2 separate regions of the Homo sapiens genome follow, and region 2 is linked to region 1. A link is a contact called in ENCODE Hi-C or POLR2A ChIA-PET data. All regions are on one chromosome and are shown on one strand. The core of a region is the stretch at or near the end of the contact, and the rest is flanking DNA. Distances in the headings are between cores, read along the strand shown. Region 1 has its middle 22 kb from the start of LINC02785. Region 2 has its middle 15 kb from the start of LINC02785.

The links. Hi-C counts contacts between places; a loop is a spot of excess contacts on that map. ChIA-PET counts read pairs that join two places held with the same protein, here RNA polymerase II (POLR2A). Pooled maps may share reads with other maps.
Region 2: a map of B cell shows a loop between it and region 1 (4-fold over the local background). The contact joins two enhancer-like sites. A Hi-C loop is called at or near these places in 9 of 168 maps with a recorded cell type or tissue (B cell, CD14-positive monocyte, CD4-positive, alpha-beta T cell and 5 more), 1 of 37 single-sample maps with no recorded cell type and 10 of 50 pooled maps. POLR2A ChIA-PET finds 5 or more read pairs at or near these places in 4 of 52 experiments (OCI-LY7, T-cell, WTC11 and 1 more).

What each region holds. Positions count from the first base shown.
Region 1 is chr1:108,039,622-108,046,254 of GRCh38, reverse strand. No RefSeq gene overlaps it. Among named protein-coding and RNA genes, the nearest start is that of LINC02785, 22 kb to the left of the region's middle. Within about 2 kb of position 4,399, at least 4 of the 41 ENCODE cell types and tissues checked have a DNase peak (open chromatin) inside an H3K27ac peak, as active enhancers do; they include B cell and natural killer cell, where a contact is called at or near this core.
Region 2 is chr1:108,076,630-108,083,262 of GRCh38, reverse strand. No RefSeq gene overlaps it. Among named protein-coding and RNA genes, the nearest start is that of LINC02785, 15 kb to the right of the region's middle. Within about 2 kb of position 3,427, at least 6 of the 41 ENCODE cell types and tissues checked have a DNase peak (open chromatin) inside an H3K27ac peak, as active enhancers do; they include B cell and natural killer cell, where a contact is called at or near this core.

The DNA.
Region 1 (6,633 bases), core at 3,150-5,649:
AAGCACATGGAGAAGAGAGCAGGAATGAAGACAGGCACGCAGCGATGATCCTTTCAAGCAAAAACATGTTTGAAATGCCTTCAGGTGACCAGAGGGTTCTGTGTCTTTCCACAGGGAGGCTGACCCCACAATCAAGGTAACCACTGTTTATAATAAAAACTGTGGTCATTGAAGTTTACAAAGCAGGGATACTTAGCTTTAAAGTCACTCAGTAAGCTGTCTGCATTTAACCTAGAGGCTGGGAAAGTTGTGTTGCCACAGGGAAAAGTCTCACCAACTTTAAAACCCTAACAATGTGTTAGTGCAGCACGGCACCTTCAATAGGCAACTGCCTACAGCTGAATGAGTGTAGGTCCACGCCCCAAAGGGAAGGTGGAGGATGAGCCTAGGGTAAATTATATAAACTGTGAATCGGAGATTCATAGAGACGGGTTCCATGAGTGTAATGTGCTTTATCATAAGCAGGGTTGTGTCCTTTCCTGGAGTGTTGTTGCAGCTGGTAACCGTTCAGGCAAAGGCAGCTTAATGCCCCATAAAATGATTAGATAAGGATGAAGGTGGGATCAGTTTTGTCAGTCCTGTCACACAGCTGAAGAACATTAAATACAGCACACGGTGTGCAGGCTGCCGTCGCAAAGCATTCCATTTGCCCTGCATGCTTAGAGATGCATAGTGAGCCGCCTAACTTTACAAGGAACAGAACTGTGTCACCCTTTTCCTGTCTGTCATATGCCCTTTATCTTTGCCATTGGTATGTCTCACTGCCTTACAGCTACCTGCTTTTTTGCCATTGCTGAGCCGTTTGCTTAAGAAATGATTCCAGGGCCCAGAAGGCAGTTGGAACACAGGGAGCTCATTCATTGCAACAAAAGTTGAACACCTACTATGTGCTCATTACAAGAGGAACTTCAATGAAGAAGGGAGAGGTCTGCCTTCCTGGGCCTGGGGTCTGGTGGGGGAGATTGTCAGTGATAAACCTAAGGTGCACTGTGACTGGGGACATGACATACTAAAGTGGTGGCATTTCACATGCGTCCGGAAAAACAGGTAGAATTCTGAGAGGGGACACCAGAGGAGGTGGATATTCCAGGTAGAGGAAAAAACTCAGTTGGTTTCTCCCTAATAGAGGAAAGGTCTTTCCGATAACATGAGCTGTCCCTAGACAAGGTGGGTTGTCTTGTGAAGGAGTGAGTTTTGGTGGCATTTACATAAAGAATAGAAGACCACATGTTAAAGGGACTGCCATTCTGAGATTTGACTTTATAGACTGCAGAAAGTTTCCTCTTACTCAAAGGTTGTATTTTTCAAGCCCTTCAAATGGATTTTTTTTTCTTCTGAGGATTTTTTAGCTTGCTAAGCAGTTGTTGAAGATAAATATGCAGACAAAGATAATTTAAGAGTTCAAAAGTTTTCTATTCCGTATTGGGAGACTACATGGATATTTAGTAGCCTCTAAATATAGTGCTCTATCCTCCTGCTTGGCATGAGAGTAACATCAAGAGAAAGACTGAGATAATATTTAGTTTCTGACATGTAAATAGGATCCCAGCTGCAGGAGAAAGGCTTTGCTACGTTCCTTTGGCTACTGCCCTCTCTTGCATATTACAGCCAAGCCTGGATGACCTCCACCATAGAGTTCTCTTTGGTGTAGAGAAGATGCTCATTCCGTCTTTAACAGCAAAGCATGGAGACTGTTGCTCAGCAGGTGCAGGGGTATGTATATGACAAAAGGAAGCAAAATAAAAACTCACTCTCTGTCTCAGAGGAAGTGGGACAGAGAGGAGAGGGAAAGGAAGAAAGTGAAAGAATTAAATGTAGGCCCCAATTTACTGTGCATTTTACAAGTTGAGGGAGCAAACAGCCTCCAGGAAGCTTTTACTCCCCACCTCCAACTCTCATTTGGGAACCCTGGGAGGACACTTCTGTGCACAGTGGGGCAGCCTAGTGATTAGGAAGGGGAAGCTGAGTGGTCCTATGAGACCCAGAAAAAGGTCTGGTTGTCATTTTCTAGACACCCCTCCATTCCTAAGGTGTTCATACTGAGTTAAAAGCCGTCAAGTCTGTAATAGGGTTTGTAATGGTGGGTCAAGGTAATTTGGCAGCAAAGCCATGGGCAGGCTGTAGGCCAGGGCTGAATGGGGTCTGTGGCAACTGCATAGGGGTAGTTGGCCATCAGAAGCTGAGTCAAAGCCTCGAGGCCTATTTAGTCAAGGAGGCTCAGGATCACCGAGCCAAGAGATGAGATTGAGCTAAAGTAGTGGTATCCTGCATCAGTGGATGCTAGCAAGACAGAGCAGTTTGGGGTTTACTCCAGAGACCAGAGGAGGAGGCCATTACCATGCTTGCGAGCACTTCCTCTTTTTTGCTGCCAAAAAGTCATGCGGGATGTCCTGATATACCGCACTGCCGTTCTAATGACAAAAGCAGGGGAAGGGGAACTATGTGAGAGATTTAACACTTTTATTTAAGAAGACTGAATATTACCTAAATTATGATTGCAGACTAATCTTTAAATCGATCGAAGAGTAAGTTAATCTTTTCCCCACTAGTCAGTATAGTAAGACTAGAGGATTGAGAGGCTGAATGAAGCCATTAGAGTTATTTGTACATACGAGTTGTAAAGTGAGTTAAAGTTTGTGATCCCTACTGAATATAATTTTCCATTGAGTGACTAAAGCATAATGAATTTACCTATTTCCCTCTGGCTGAAGTATAAGGTTTTCTAGTTTTTTGATTATAAGGAATTTTATATGAACATCGATGTACATGTTCACACAGTACACAGTAGTCACCAAATAAATAGCCCGTCAGTGAGATTTGAAATGAAATTGTCACTGGAAATGTGGAATGGCTTATGTATGTGATCTGAGCTTCCATATAGCAAGGCAGTACTTTGCTTCTTGTGGCAGAAGATGTGCCCCTGATAGCATGGATTGGTAAGAGAAAGCGTAACAGAAGAGATCATCAACTGTCTCTGCATTCGAAATCAACAGAAAGTTTGAAGTGTAGGAAAAAGAGAAAAGAAGGAAAAGTTCAAAGAATATGGTGGAAGACTACAGTCCACATCTGAGAAGTGACCATGATATTTTTAGGAATGGGGATATCAATCATGGAATTTTAAGTTACATGTGATGTGTACCTTGTCATTGCCAATCTTTGAGAAGGTCTTCTATTCATATAAATACCTCAGAAATTGTTTCATTTTGTTGGTTTGTTGGTTGATAATGGTGAAAATCAGAAGAAAAGGCTGAATTCAATATTCAGGTCAATATGATGAGGAATTTGAACCACACAATGTGATGATCAATCATGATCTCTAAAACAAGTATTTCAGTGTAAGCGAGAGCTCAGAGCTGAAAGTGACTATAAGAGGTTCAAATCCCTGTGGCCCCAGGAACTCATCATCCAGTGGAAAAGGAAAAGGGGGCTTCCCCTCACTTGTTTTGGAGATCCCCCACCCTCCAGTGTCCTCTGTGGTAGAACACACACATCATCCAACTATAGAAGGATAAAAACAATAGCATAGTGGAGAGAGCTCATGGGAGAAACTATGTACTGTATAAGGATAAAATTACAATATCTTATATAATTTATTTTTGGTAGCATAACTTATTAGGCCTTAGACTGGGCCTGGTGGCTCATGCCTGTAATCCCAGCACTTTAGGAGGCCGAGGCAAGCAGATTGCTTGAGCTCAGCAGTTCAAGACCAGCCCGGACAACATGGCAAAATCCCATCTCTACAAAAAATACAAAAATTAGCCAGATGTGGTGATGCATGCCTGAAGTCCTGGCTACTCAGGAGGCTGAGGTGGGAGAATCATTTGAGCCCAGGAGATCAAGCCTGCAGTCAGTGATCATACCACTGCACTCCAACCTGCGTGACAAAGAGAGACCCTGTCTCAAAAAAAAAAAAAAAAAGAAAGAAAGAAAGAAAGAAAAAAGAAAATAAAAAAAAAGTTAATAGGCCAATTAGGTCTTCCAGGACTGCTATTTTCTCCTTATTTCTGTACCTAGTCTGGGCTATTTTAACCCATTCTCCTCAGGGAAGAGACATACATTTTGTGGAGGTCTTGGATCTACTTCTTGGTTCTAGATCGAAACTGGTCTCACAGATATTCAAACCTCACAAAATTTTCTCAGTTTAGAAACTTCCCTTAACAAGTTATTTTCTTTCCCATCACTCACCCTATATTTGACAGAACAGCCCCATGTGATCTCTATCTTATGTATTTGAGCCCTTTCTAGAGGTTTTGCTTTGGTCACTTAACATATCCCTTTTATGGTGGCCCCATGAATCACTTGCCTGCCCTCCCACCCTCTATTTTCTCACCTTTCTGTTTCCTCTTTGTGTTTCATTTCCTCTCAGTTTTGCTTAGGCTCTTTGCTCACCATCCTCGAGGCAGGAGCTCAAGTCTGCTTGTCTCATATCTGTGTTCGTTATCAGCGCAGTAAAGCCCGTAATTGAGCTTACAATCTTCTTCATAGTAAAAATGGCTTACAATGTAGTACGCAAGTGTCTGGGGAGACAGATTTCCCTTGAAGCATCTTAAAAATCGAAAAGTAGGGAAGTCATCACATTCTATGATTAATGGAGTCTGAACAGGGCTGTCAAAGCAGGCTGAAATATTGCCCAAAAGAGGAGATTACAGATTAGCACACAAAAAGCAGTAAGCTTAGTTTAAAAAATGACTAAATTTTATTAACTGCTGATGTTCCTTAAGCAGAATTTCTGGAGCCAGAGTAAACTTCAAATTCCTTTCCTCTTGCCTGAAGCATCAACTGTACTTGGCAGAGCAGGCTGCGAGTTAAAGCCCCTGCCTGGTCCAGCCAAATGCCTTCCCTGTGCCAAAAGCCTGGAGTTGAAAGTAACCTGACAACTCTACTGCAAGCAATCCGAAGCTTGGCATAATTGTATACCACGGGGCTCTTGGGAGACTGATGATAAGCCCAATGGCAGACCACCCCTGCCTTCCTAAAGGGGCAGCATGGAAAGAAAGAATATGTAAAGGGAGGTGGGAAAGGAAAACACAATATAAAGCCCTCCTTGTTGCTTTCACCTTCAGAAATCAGCGCTTGGTGGATGTTTGGAGGGTGGGAGTGGAGAGGTGGACAGAAAAAACCCACAATGACTCTGTAGAGCAAGAATCCATAGGAAATTTTCTTGCATTGAGACCCCTCTGCTATGTTAAATTCAAAGGAGTGTTGCTCAACTGGTGAACTTTTTTCCCTTCTTTCTTTCTTCTATCCCAGTGCCCCATATGTTTAGTGAATGGAATGAAACCTTTTTATTTCACTGTACTTTAGTGTTTTAGGTAATGTTTAATATCTGATGATAATAAGATCAAGCTGTAGACAGACAGGACATGATACATTAATAATCTATTTTATGGCACACAGCATCTCATGTTATCACAACCACCAGTTGTGAGGTAAACAGGGCAGATATTATTCCATTCCATTCTACAGATGAGGAAACTGAGGCCCAGCGACTCACTTGCTCAAGTTTAAACAGCCACAAGCAGTGAAATTGAGGCTCACATTTTCAGATTTGGAAGCACTTGCTTTTTCTACTGTTAAATCTCTGTTCACATAGGCTTTTAGCACCATGTAACAAGGATTTAATTATATGAACTCTCTTCTTAACCTTAGTTTGTATTTGTCTTAGTGTAGAATGTATACATGTCTGGATTTTTTTCCTGTGAATGTGAAATTGGCATTGAGCAATTATTTAATAAACATGGCAAAGATCTGATAGGGTCGGACATTAAGCTTAACCCTGGAACTACTAAAGACCAAAAAGATGCAGCCTCTGACATGAATTTTGTTTATCCTAGAAGATATGGCCATAGAAATTATAAAATAATTCAATGGGTACCTTAGACACATGTGAACAAGAAGATGTGGAAACATTGAAGAAACAGCATCTAGTTCTGCTTGAGAGACTTGAAGGTGGAGTTGATATCAACACTTTGTCTTCAAGGAGAGAGGTCTACCAGGCAAAGGAGGGAAAAAGTATTATATTCCAGGGAAAGGACCCAGCATATGCATAACACAAAGTGGGCAATGTGCACTGTGGGTGTGGAGCATGGTGTATGCGGTAGGGAGGCGGGGCTGGGTAGGGGCTGGCTTGTAAGTTCTCTGTAGACCAAGCTAAGCAATTTGTTTTTTGTCATGAAGGCAAGAGGGGACCCCCGGAGGATTGTAAACAGGTAATTTGACATACAGAGGAAGATTCAACAAAAGGAGTACTTTGATATAAACCTTTTGGAACTCAGTGTTAACTTGGAAAATGAGTTTTCATACATCTGGATCAATGGTTCTCAAACTTCAGTGTGCACCAGAATTACCTGGAGTGTTGTTAAAACACAGATTGCTGGACCCCGTCCCAGAATTGCTGATTCAGTAATGCTGGGGTGGGGTTGGAGAATTTGCATACCTAACAAGCTCCCAGGTGACACTGATGCTGCGAGTCCAGGGTCACATTTTGAGAACTACTGCTCTAGAGCTTTTGGGAAGGCCTCTGCCTGGGCAGGACATAGAAAGAGCGGCTCCACAATGAGAACACCTGGACACAGGAAGGGGAACATCACACACCGGGGCCTGTGGTGGGGTGAGGGGAGGAGGGAGGGATAG
Region 2 (6,633 bases), core at 2,178-4,677, 38 kb before region 1:
ATAAGTAGGTGTTTGCCCAGCATGTGAGTGGAGGGGATTCTAGGCAAGAAAACAGCATGTGCAAAGTCAGGAAACTATACTAGTTTATGGAGTGTAGGGTGAAACATCAAGTATTCTAGTTTTGCTATTAAAACAGGAAAGGTAGATGGGCAGGAAATGAGGTTAGAGGCGTTGGCAGGAACAGGAGATGAGGAATCTTATATGTCATGTGTGGGAGAGACTGTTAATTGTCTCCATTATTTGTTTTCTCCCCTCTTCAATTGGTGATAGACAGGTTAGCAGGGCACAAGGCCGCCTGCATTAAACACTACATTTCCCAAGCTCCCTTGAATGTAGGCATGGCCAGTTGACTAAATTCTGTAAAGGGAAGTGTCACATAGCAGCTCCAGGGAGTCTGCCCTTAAAGACAGACAGCAAGACAGCATCTCTCCCTCTTTCTCTCTCTCTACTCGTCTTTGTCTTTGTCCCCATTTCCATCTAAATTCTGGAAAGCAAATAGTGTTGGCTATACAAAACAAGATAGAAAGATCCTGGGTTCCTGAAGCCATGAAAAACTTTGCAGCCATAAATCACTACCCAGATTTCTACCCAAGAGAGAAAGAAATTTCTGTTTTGTTTAAACAACTGTTATTTTGAGTTTTCTGTCTCTTACAGATATATCTAATTTTAATGCATTGAGCAAAGGAGTTTAGATTTCATGCTGTTGCTGATGGACAGGTGGTGGAGAATTTGATCATGGGCAGCACCATGATCAGAGTTGCGTGTTAGAACCATCTCCTGAAGACACTGGGAAAGACTGATTAGAGTGGGACCAATTACCAGCAGGTAGAGCCACATGATTCAGGGGAGAGACGATGCAGGGAGTGGCTTTGCACTAGGTCAGCTTAGCTAACTGAAAACAGATTTCCCAGAATTCCTTTCCCTGGATGGCTATGGTTAGGATTGGGAAGGGGGAAGTGAGGCAGCAGCCACATTGTCACAGGAAGTCAGCATAGGATCAGGAGCTACTGCAGCTCACATGCATAGTCCAGGATCTGCTGGCTCACCTTCTTGGCATGAGGCAGCCGCTGGGCTTGCAGCTACTGTGACCACTGCCAGCTCTCCTCTTTCAGTGTGTCCAACTCCTGGGCCAGCCGTGGGTTTAGATTCCTGACAAAGGGTGCCAGCATCTTTGGCAGGTCACCCACATCATTGAAATTGAAAGCTTGGAGGCGATGAGAGACCGACACTCATTCCAGTTTGTCCTCTTGGGTTCCAGCTTGTCCTTGCTCTCCCCCACTTCCTGTCCATCTTTCCTTCCTGACTGCCTACCCTGATGACTTCAGGCCAGCACCAAATGAAGAAGCAACAGCTGTACATAAACTTGTTAACCAGCTCCCACGATTGTATAAGGTCAAATCCATATGCCAAACCTCTTATCACTCTGAGTGGTTCTGCTTTTTTGATCAAACCCTGATCGATATTGAGTACGAAGATGGTGAGGGCAAAGTTTCACTTTCTTATTTACCACTCTGTCCAGAGTCTAGAACAGTACCTGGAAGATAGTAGATGCTCAAGAAATATTTTTGAACAATGGGAGATTTTTAGGAGGTAGAAGTAATAGGACTTGGTGATTGGATGTAGACTTAAAAGAAAGGTGAAATTAGTAGGACTCTCAAGTTCTTTGCTTTGGCAAGTGGGTGAAGATGGTGTCATATGCTCAGATAGGGAATTCAGGAGAGAGATTAATCCAAAAAGTCTCATCAGGAAGATATTGAGTTAAATGGACCACAAGGTAGCTCTTGGGCAGCAATGCTTGTGTTCTTAGAGAGTTCTTGAAGCTGTAGGATAAAAATTGAACCAGATAGACTTTGCAGTCCCTTTTGGATTTAGAATTCCTATCAGAGAAGATGATGAGTTCAGTTTTGAATACACTGGATTTGAGAAGAATTGTGGGATATTCTTTTGGAGATATGTATTGAACTGAAATTCAATTCATACATCAGGAAAGGGGTCTGGGCTAGATATTTATTTGGGGAAGTTGCCTGTTAAAAGCAGTATTTGAAGCTATGGGCATGATTTTTAAAAATGTAAATGTCATTATGGGACCACACTGGAGTCTTAGGGACCAGCAACATTTAGGAGTCTGGTGGAAGAAGAGAAGCCTGCAGAGGACACTGAAAAGTAATGATAAGTGAGATAGGTGATGATAGGTGAGGCAGGAGAGTGTGGCTCCAGGAACTGGGTGAGGACATGGTTTCAAGAGAGAGTGACTATATTCAGCACTAAATGCTGTAAAGCATTCCAGTAAATGAAGATTTAGAAGTATCCCTAGAAGAAGGAGTTTTGGTGACAAGATGAGGTGAGAAGACAGAGTGAAGTGAGTTGAGGAGTAGGTGGAAGATAGCAAAATGGGCATTGGAAAGCACCGAAAAGAGTGAAAGCATTGGAAAAAGTGAAAAGCACTCTTTCTTAAAGCTTGACCAGGGGGTAAAAAAGAATGATTGAGATGGAGTAAAAAGAGTGAGAGCTTGACAGAGAATGGTTAGAATGGAACAGTGGGATTTAATATTTCAGAGGGGAAGATGTTCTGAATGATGACAAAGTGTGAGTGTGGTCTTGGGTGTAGGTGTCTTTGGTGGGGTGGTGATGAAGGTCACTGGAGTTGAGATCAAGGAAGTGGAGGCCAGGATGTGGAAACACAGTCTGTGTGGGTGCTGGTCCCCAAGCAGGTGATGAAAAGATGGAGGAGAAGGATGGCAAGCCAAAGTTCATGATGAATATGAGAGAATTGACAAGAGATCACCAAATGATGAGGTTGAAGAAGCAGACAGCTTATCATTCACAGAGGGTGTGGGTCTCAAAGGAACATGAGGCTACTTATTCATTCAATATTTGATATTAAGTGCCTACAGTAATGACCTGGATGACTGAGAAATCACCACTGACTTGGTGATAAGTCGGGCAGGGGAGATAAAACATTTTCATAGCCTCAGGAGGAATCCGGGTTTCCTCACTGGATTTTAACCCTGACTGTCCGTTAGAACTCCCCGGGAGCTTTTCAAAAGTATCATGCCTGGGTCCTACAGCAGCCCAATTCTATCAGAATCTGTGGGTAGTATAGCAGTATTGATATTTTTAAAAGCCCCCCAGGGATTTCTAATGTGCAGTCAGGATGGTGAACTACTGGTGAACAAGGAGCCCTTGGGCATAAGGAGATTTTTATGCTGAAGCTGACATGGGCCTCCAGTTGCTGGGGGTGAGGGGGTGGGTGCTGACTGGCACCTACCTTTGGCACCCAGGGATTTAGGGGGAAGGATGTACAGTGGGGCCCCAGGATCTGAACAGTTCTGATTGTCTGCAGTTGAAGCCCTTGGCTGGAAGGCAGGAAATGAAGCGGGGCCCAGAAGCAGAGCATCTTATCATTGCCTGCAGCTGGGCTCCTGTGCAGGTGGGAGGGGGACAGGAAGGGAGGCGGGCCCCAGTGTTAGTTCCCACTCGGAGGCTACTTCTAGGGTTCTGTCATCAGTCCTCTGCACCACGCTTGAAAGGTACCATGAGAAATTGCAGCCTGTCTTGAGAGGGCAAACAGGATGAAGGCTGAGTTCAGGAAACCATGTCACATTAAGGATGAAAAAAGGATCTGGGGGCTGTGAGAAAAAAAAACACTCGTGTGGCTCTGACGACTGTCATCAAATAGTTAAAAGGCTGTCATGGAGAAGATTGATAAGATTTAGCTCCAGAACACAGACCAAAGATTAGGAATTCAATGGAATTCATCTCAGTTTACAGAAAGACATTTCTAACAATTAGTTTTCACTGAACACTTCAAAGGGTCTTCATATGAAGTAGAATGCTATTCTAGAGTTTAATGGGAGGTTGAATGACCAGATTTTTAAGTGGTTATACAATTATAACCCCACTCCGGGTAAAAGTATGATGATCTTTAAGATTGCCTAGTCTTGGATTCTAGAAAATTCTTTAATGTGAATATTAAAGGTAATTAAAACAAAACAACAAAAAACCAATTTGATGTGTATTGGCCATAGTCTTGGGCAAAATGTAGTCTTAGATTTTTAAAAATCTAGTGTTATACTGGAGTAACAACATTAAACTATTCAAACTAGCATTCTTTTGGAGTTTAAAATCAAGGGCTTGCTTACTTCAACATGTATATTTATAATTTAACTCATTAATAATAATGTTTATAGACATTGACATTTTCAGAACAACCTATTAGTTAATCCTCACAGTGTTTCTATTTAAGTAGGCTAGTATTTTTACAAGGTGAGAAATCTATGAGACTTGAGGAAGATCATCACTTAAGTCAGCATTGCAGCCAAGAATAACCAATTGTCATAATTTGACAGGTGTATATACATCTCTCACAGTGAGCCCAAACTGAATACATAAGACAGATCATATAGATAAATATAGTCCCCATTCAAATGGATTTCCACATAAACCAAGGCCGAAGACAGAAAAGAAAGAAGATTGGTTATCTTCCTTAGGGAAAGGCAGTAGGTATAACCTTGCTTTCCTTTGCTGGATTCTTTAAGACCTTGTGAAGAAACTACATTATAACCCATAGAATGTTTCTATTGTAAACCTATTTAAAATTTTGGAGAGGTTAAAAACAGTTTTTTTTTTTTTTAGGAATTACTGGTCAAAACCTGGAATAAAAACAACGACCCAGAGGTGGTTTTAGGGGAGGGCCAATTACTAGGTGATTTTAAGGAATTAATGTGAAAATTATCACAGCTCCCCAGAGCTGCCAAACATGGGAGATGGTAAGTGAGAGAGTAGGAACTTGATTGCCAAGGATACAAACCCTGTCTTTTTCGGGGGCAGGAAAAAGGCAGTTAATGATACCTGCAGATGTTTAGGTATACATGGTATAACCAGGTGATAATGATGATGAAGATTGTCTGTTCTGAACTTTCAAAGAGAGTAAACAGGAAACATGAGGCAAACAGAACTACTAATCCCCTCCAGAAGGACCTGGGTACATATCAGAGCACCAGGTTGTGTGATCAGGAGAGTTAAGAAGGTAAAGGACCCCTTCTTTATGAAAACAATAAAATGCTCTGAAGCTCCTGAGAAGAGTGTAGGAAGTGATGTCTCCAGGAAGTTGTGGGTTGCACAGGCCCTGAGATTTCAAACATCTGAAGCATGAAGGAAAGTAGAAAGTTTCTTCTTAGAAGAAAAAAGAGAAACAGCATTGGATTCAGTGGTCAATGTCCAACGATTGATGTTTATAGTGAAACTACCTGTTTTCTACTCGAGTTTTAAGCCTTATTCTAGATTGTGTGCTATGCTGTTTACAAATGGACTTAAACATTCTCATTTATTAAAGATCTATAATTTCATAGAAAAATCATGTGTTCTGAATTGTGAATCAAAAGCTATGGCACCCGCTATCCTCACATGGAGAGATCCTGGATAGGTGGGCCAGATGACCATGGCCCATAGAATCAAACTTCAGTGAGTAAGAATTCATCAAATTGTAAAAATTAGTGAGTCCATAAGCTGCAAGTATAAACTTTAGCCCATCCTCAGATATAGGCATCCTCATGTTTACCTCCCTTTTAGGCCTTTGGGAATAGATCACCCTCCTATTCAAATAGATTGCTCATTATAAGTGGTGAAAATTTAAAGACCAAAATGTTTCGCTGTGAAGTGAGGTAAAGGGGAAAGAGTCCCTATTGGTATCTAAGATGCTATAATTGGAGGCAAGTGGCTAAGTTGAGGTGAGTGGCAAATGATGAGTCTGGAATAATGGCCCTTTAATTTTGGTCTTCATCAGAATCATTCAGAAGAATCGTTAAAAAATACAAATTTCCAGACACTACAAAAGTGGATATATGCAAAGAAGTACATAAAAAGATGCTCTAACATCATGCATCATTAGGGAATTGCAAATTAAAACAATGGTATATCACTACACATATGTTAGAGTGACTAATATCTTTTAAAAAACAAACCCAATAACACTAAATGATCGTGAGGATGCAGAGCAACAGAAACTCTTATTGATTGCTAGTGGGAATGCAAAATGGTACAGCCACTTTGGAAGACAGGCAGTTTCTTACAAAGCTAAACATAATCTTATCATACTATTCAGCAATCATACTCCTGGGTATTTACTCAATTGAGCTGAAAGCTTATGTTCACAAACCTGCACGCAGATGTTTATAGCAGCTTTACTTATAATTGTAAAACCTAGAAATAATAAAGATGTCCTTTAATAGATGGATGGATAACCAAACTGTGGTAGATCCATACAATGGAATATCATTTAGCAATAAAAAGAAATTAGCTATCAAACTACAAAAGAACATGGAGGAAGCTTAAATGCATACAGGTAAGTGAAAGATGCCAGTCTAAAAAGGCTACTTTCTCATTCCAACTGTATGACATTCTGGAAAGGACAAATCCGTATAGACAATAAAAAGATCAGTGGTTTGTCCAGGACTTGGGGTGGGAGAAAGCATGAATACATGAAGTACAGGGATGTTTTAGGGCAGTAAAACTATCTTGTATGATACTGTGACAATATATACATGATATTATGCATTTGTCAAAACCCATATGACTTTACAACATAAAGAATAAGCCTTAATGTATGCAAATTTAATAAATAATTTAGGAGGT